Regions from separate parts of the Homo sapiens genome. Here region 2 is linked to region 1. A link is an interaction called in ENCODE POLR2A ChIA-PET data of the cell type or tissue named here. Cell type or tissue: PC-9. All regions are shown on one strand. Each heading gives the region's core, and the rest is flanking DNA. Links, peaks and the distances in the headings are about the cores only. Region 1 holds the start of LY6G6D (lymphocyte antigen 6 family member G6D). Region 2 has its middle 5.9 kb from the start of SNORD52.

Region 1 (2,905 bases), core at 313-2,812:
CTTGGGCTCAAGTGGTCCTCCCACCTTGGCCTCCTAAAGTGCTGGGATTACAGGTGCGAGTGACTGCACTGGCCCTAAAAGTAATTTTTTAAACTCCAGGTATAAAATAATTTATCAGGGCTCTTCAAATGTGTCAGGGTCATGAAAGACAAAGAAAAACAGAACTGGCACAGATCAGAGGAGACTAAGAAGACATGAGAGCTAAATGCAATGTAGGATCTTGCTAAATCAAATAAAGTCTGTAGATTAGTTAGTAGTATTGTATCAGTTATTTTGTGATTTTGATAATTGTGCTATGGTTATGTAAGATGTTAGCATTAGGAGAAGTTGAGTATTTCTGCAACTTTTCTGTCAATCCAAAATTATGTTAAAATAAAATATTAAAAACATGTACACACACACACACACACACACACACACACACACACACACCCCTCCCTGGTCCTTAACTAATGCCGAAAATTTGAAGTTTGGTTTTAACTTTGGCCTTTCAGGGCCAGAGCTCTTCATTTGTGAGCTAATGGGCCTATGAGATTCTTTTAGGAGAATAAGGAGGTGGGGAAGTGGGGGCACAAGGACTGTGGGCCTCTCAGGGGCTCCGTGCCAGGAGCCAGAAGGGGTACAGACTGCTCTCCTCTAACAGCTGCACCATCTGCCCAGAGCCAGACTGAGCCTGGAGGGTTCTGGAAGCCAGAAGGATTGACATGGGGCTGGAGGCAGGGAAAGGCTGCTGGAAGAGGGAGAAACTGAGGACTCACGGTTTCCAGGTAGCTTGATCTGTTCCAGGCCTGGCTGGGGTCTGCCCTCGCCACAGGTGGTCACGGCCTCTTTGCAAGAACTGCTGGGGCTTCCACCACAGTTGTAGCACCGCATTCGGTTTCCTGGCAGGAGAAAAGAGGCGCTGGACCTGGGCCCTCGGTGGAGCCGGCTGGCAGAAGGCCTGTGTGAGAAGCTAGCTGGCCGCCTCCTTACCCAAGGCAGCCCCTAGCAGGGAGCTGAGCAAGATCCCAACAAACTGGGGTTTCATCGCAGTCTGCCCGTGTCAGGACCGCCTCTACCTCCTGCCCACCCCCCTCCCCAGCCCGGCTCTGCCTGCCTTATATCCCCCGTGCCTTGAGCTTTATAGGGCTATAAAAAAGGAAGAAAGAGTCTCCCCCAGCAGGCACCAAGGGCCCCAGTGGGGACAGGGAGGGGCCCCACAGCATGCTCTCAGCATCCTCTGGAGTCCTCAAACTCCTTTATCCTCAGCAGCAGTCTGTGGACCAACAAGAACCCCTGAGGATCCCTGATACCCTTTCACAGGGTCCTTGAGGGTCCTCCTTTTGCAACTATCTGTGTAAGGTCAGATTTTCTTCATATACTGGACTTCAACGAAAACAACATATCCCAACAGACTGAATGCAGAAGCAGATAGGAAAACCCAGGCATCTCCCACGAAGCCTGACACTAGATTCACAAAAATGTAAAGCAATGCTCAGCTTCTCACTGTGCTGTGGAGAAATAATAGTTATTTTTCACAAAACTGTATTTTGTTAGCATGTAATACTTTATTATTTTTATTGTTTAAATAAATCAATAAATACCTACTTTAAATTTTCTGTTTTAATTTTTAATGTAGTAAATATTGATATAACCTCATAAAGAAAAGCTCTTCAGAGTCTTAAGTAACTTTGAAAAGTGTAAAGAGGTCCTGAGATCAATATTTTTGAAAAGAGCTGCTCTCCTGGGCACCTGTGTCTCCCCTATCTTCACTCCCTGTTCCTAGTCTTACTCCTCCTGGTACATGCTGGCTCTGATTCCCCAGATGGGCCTTCCTCCTTCCCAGTCTCTTCAACCCCAGCCTTCCAGGCTGTATCACCACCCCCCTACCCCAAATCCCATCCATGCCTTCCTTTCTAGTGATTTCTCCCCAGTGCAAGCACATCAGCAGGCCCTCCAGCCCCACCCGTGGTTATTTCTTTCCTCCAAGGTAGTAAAGCTGGCAGGGATAATTACAGGGTAGGAATGTTGAAGCTTGGGGGGATCAAAGGGATCTGAAGCTGGGTGGGGTCCGCCCTTACACAGCTGGGCTTTGTGTGTGCATGTGGGTGTGTGGGTGGGGGTATTGTTGATTCTACACTCAAACAGATCCACGCCGGGGCTGTTTAGGAGGGTGACTTTGAGAGACATGAAAGCACTGAGGGGGAAAGACAGAGAAAACAAAGACAGAGAGAAGCTGAGAGAGCCAGGGAGCAGCTTGAGACATGGGGAGGGAGGGGGAGGAGTAGGAGGGAAGGCGACAGACACAACTCAGGAGCAGGAGAGGAAGCTAAGTTACAGAGACAACATGCTGAGAGAGCAGAGGAGACCCTCCAGGCAAGGGCAGACTCCTTGCAGGGGCAGGCTGGGGGCCCCCGCTGCCTGCTGGGTCAGGCTGGTGAATCTGGTCATGGTTCCGCCCCCCAGATTCACTCCCTAGGTGTGTTTGTTTACTGGTTCCTCACTGTCTTGCTCAAATGCTCCAACTCTACAAATCCCGGGATCTCGGGGTGCAGATCACCTCTCCCAGATTCCTGAGCCTGTGTCTGGCCATGGGCACCTCCAGCATCTTCCTCTGCGTGCTGTTCCTCTGTGGGGCACTGGGTAAGGGTGGGCTGGGGAACCTTCAGTGGTCAGGGGGCTGGGGGTGGGGACAAGGGCATGTGGAGGAACCTGAGGGCTGGGGAGGAGAGGGGTGTGGGTGCTGGAAGAGGCCAAGAAGAGAGCTGGGGGAGTGGGGGACTTCAGGGAGACCAGCCACTGGGAAGGCCAGCCTGATGAGGTGGGAAAGGAAGAGTTTCCTTTCAAGGCATTTGAGAATAACTGTCTCCCCCTTGCTGCATCTTTGATCCGCCCCTGTCTCCCCTATCCCTTATTTCACGTGTTG
Region 2 (2,905 bases), core at 95-2,594, 130 kb before region 1:
CTCAAACTCCTGGGTTCAAGAGATCTGCCCACCATGGCCTCCCACAGTGCTGGGGTTGCAGGTGTGAGCCACCGCACTATGCTTCTTTTTTGTTAGAGACGGGATAGGCCGGGCTTGGTGGCTCAAGCTTGTAATCTCAGCATTTGGGGAGGCCAAAGCAGGTAGATCATTTGATTTCAGGAGTTAGACACCAGTCAGGCAATATAGTGAAAACTTCACTGTATAAAAAATTTAAAAATTAGCTGGGCATGGCTGGGCGCGGTGGCTCACCTGTAATCCCAGCACTTTGGGAGGCCGAGGCAGGTAGATCATGAGGTCAGGAGATCGAGACCATCCTGGCTAACACGGTGAAACCTCGTCTCTACCTAAAATACAAAAAAATTAGCCAGGCGTGGTGGCTAGCACCTGTAGTTCCTGCTACTCGGGAGGCTGAGGCAGGAGAATGGCGTGAACCTGAGAGGCAGAGCTTGCAGTGAGCCAAGATCGCGCCACTGCACTCCAGCCTGGGTGACAGAGCAAGACTCCGTCTCAAAAAAAAAAAAAAAAGGTCAGGTACGGTAGCTCACGCCTGTAATCCCAGCACTTTGGGAGGCCAAGGCAGGTGGATCACGAGGTCAGGAGATCGAAACCATCCTGGCTAACACGGTGAAACCCCATCTTTACTAAAAATACAAAAAATTAGCTGGCCGTGGTGGTGGGTGCCTGTAGTCCCAGCTAGTCGGGAGGCTGAGGCAGGAGAATGGTGTGAACCCAGGAGGTGGAGCTTGCAGTGAGCCGAGATTGCACCACTGCACTCCAACTTGGGCGACAAAGCAAGATTCTCTTTCAAAAAGAAAAAAAAATTAGCTGGGCATGATGGAGCACCTGTAGTTCCAGCTACTTCAGAGGCTGAGGTGGGAGGATCACTTGAGCCCAGGAGGTCAAGGCTGTAGTGAGCTGTAATCTTGCCACTGTACTCGAGCCTGGGCAACAGTGACACCCTGTCTCAAAAAAAAGAGAGGGTAGGCCCGGTGCAGTGGCTCACACCTGTAATCCCAACACTTTGGGAGGTGGGTGAATCACCTGGAGTCAGGAGTTTGAGACCAGCCTGGCCAACATGGTGAAACCCTATCTCTACTACTGAAGAAAAAAAAAAAAAAGAGGGTGGGTAGGAACTCTGTTATCTATTTACAAACAAGGAAATTGTTATGGGAATCACTGAGGAACTTAGCCAAAGTTAACCTAGCAGTAAGTGTTCAGTCTGGCTCCTGAATCTTTTTGAAACAGTCTCACTCTGTCACCCAGGCTGGAGTGCAGTGGTGCCATCTTGGTTCACTGCAACCTCCACCTCTCAGGTTCAAGCGATTCTCATGCCTCAGCCTCCCAAGTAGCTGGGCTTACAGGCGCATGCCACCATGCTCGGTTAACTGTATGTATGTATGTATGTATTTTGAGATGTAGTTTCATTCTTGTTGCCCAGGCTAGAGCATAATGGCATGATCTCAGCTCACTGCAACCTCCGCCTGCCAGGTTCAAGTGATTCTCCTGCGTCAGCCTCCCGAGTCGCTGGGATTACAGGCGTGTGCCACCACACCTGGCTAATTTATTTTTGTATTTTTAGTAGAGACAGGGTTTTGCCATGTTGGCCAGGCTGGTCTCGAACTCCTGACCTTAGGTGATCCACCTGCCTCGGCCTCCCAAAGTGCTGGGATTACAGGCGTGAGCCACCATGCCTGGCCCTAATTGAGATGGAGTCTCACTCTGTCGCGCAGGCTGGAGTGCAGTGGCGGGATCTTGACTCACTGCAAGCTCCACCTCCCGGGTTCACGCCATTCTCCTGCCTCAGCCTCCCGAGGAGCTGGGACTACAGGCGCCCGCCACCACGCCCGGCTGATTTTTGTATTTTTAGTAGAGACGGGGTTTCACCGTGTTAGACAGGATGGTCTTGATCTCCTGACCTCGTGATCTGCCCGCCTCGGCCTCCTAAAGTGCTGGGATTACAGGCGTGAGCCTGGCCCTTTTTTATATTTTTTTTAGTAGAGATGGGGTTTCACCATGTTGGCCAGGCTGGTCCCTAACCCCTGACCTCAGGTGATCTGTCCGCCTCAGCTGCGATTACGGGCATGAGCCACCATGCCAGGCCCTGAAGTTTTTTATGTCCACAAATGTGTATGGAAGGGTGGACTCCAAATGAACTACAGGAAAATACATGAACAACAACAAAAGTTGCAGGCCAGGTGTGGTGGCTCTGGCCTAGAATCACAGCACTTTCACTTTCAGAGGCTGAGGCTGGCGGATCACCTAAGTTCGGGAGACCAGCCCGACCAACATGGAGAAACCCCATCTCTAATAAAAATACAAAATTAGCCGGGCGTGGTGGCATATAATCCCAGCTACTTGGCAGGATAAGGCAGGAGAATCGCTTGAACCCAGGAGGCAGAGGTTGTGGTGAGCCAAGATAGTGCCACTGCACTCCAGCCTGGGGAACAAGAGCAAAACTATGTCTCAAAAAACAAAAAAGGCTGGGCGCGATGGCTCACGCCTGTAATCCCTGCACTTTGGGAGGCCAAGGCGGGCGGATCACGAGGTCAGGAGATCCAAGACCATCCTGGCTAACACAATGAAACCCGTCTCTACTAAAAATACAAAAAAATTAGCCGGGCACCTGTAGTCCCAGCTACTCCGGAGGCTGAGGCAGGAGAATGGCTTGAACCTGGGAGGCAGAGCTTGCAGTGAGCCGAGATCGCGCCACTACATGCTGCCTGGGCGACAGAGCGAGACTCCATCTCAAAGATAAATGAAATAAGTAAATGTCAGGCGTGGTGGCTCACGCCTGTAATCCCAGCATTTCAGGAGGCCGAGGCGGGCGGACGGTGAGGCTAGGAGTTGGAGACCACCCTGGCCAATGTGGTGAAACCCCGTCTCT

Evidence for each region. Peaks named below come from ENCODE experiments on the same cell type or tissue, not always from the same donor. Only the 100,000 strongest peaks of a DNase experiment are listed, where the experiment ranks them.
Region 2: POLR2A ChIA-PET joins it to region 1 with 11 read pairs; 26 of 35 experiments call an interaction of 5 or more read pairs at or near these places.

What each region holds. Positions count from the first base shown.
Region 1 is chr6:31,713,478-31,716,382 of GRCh38, reverse strand. LY6G6F-LY6G6D (LY6G6F-LY6G6D readthrough) reads right to left here. Exons shown (of 6, transcript NM_001353334.2): 5 at 759-881. LY6G6D (lymphocyte antigen 6 family member G6D) reads right to left here and starts at 1,035. Exons shown (of 3, transcript NM_021246.4): 1 at 973-1,035; 2 at 759-881. The coding sequence starts at 1,027. It also overlaps the pseudogene LY6G6E. RefSeq lists an enhancer at 2,302-2,905. In PC-9, for the core only: no CTCF peak of the experiment used is centred there; no DNase peak of the experiment used is centred there.
Region 2 is chr6:31,841,569-31,844,473 of GRCh38, reverse strand. No RefSeq gene overlaps it. Among named protein-coding and RNA genes, the nearest start is that of SNORD52, 5.9 kb to the right of the region's middle. In PC-9, for the core only: no CTCF peak of the experiment used is centred there; no DNase peak of the experiment used is centred there.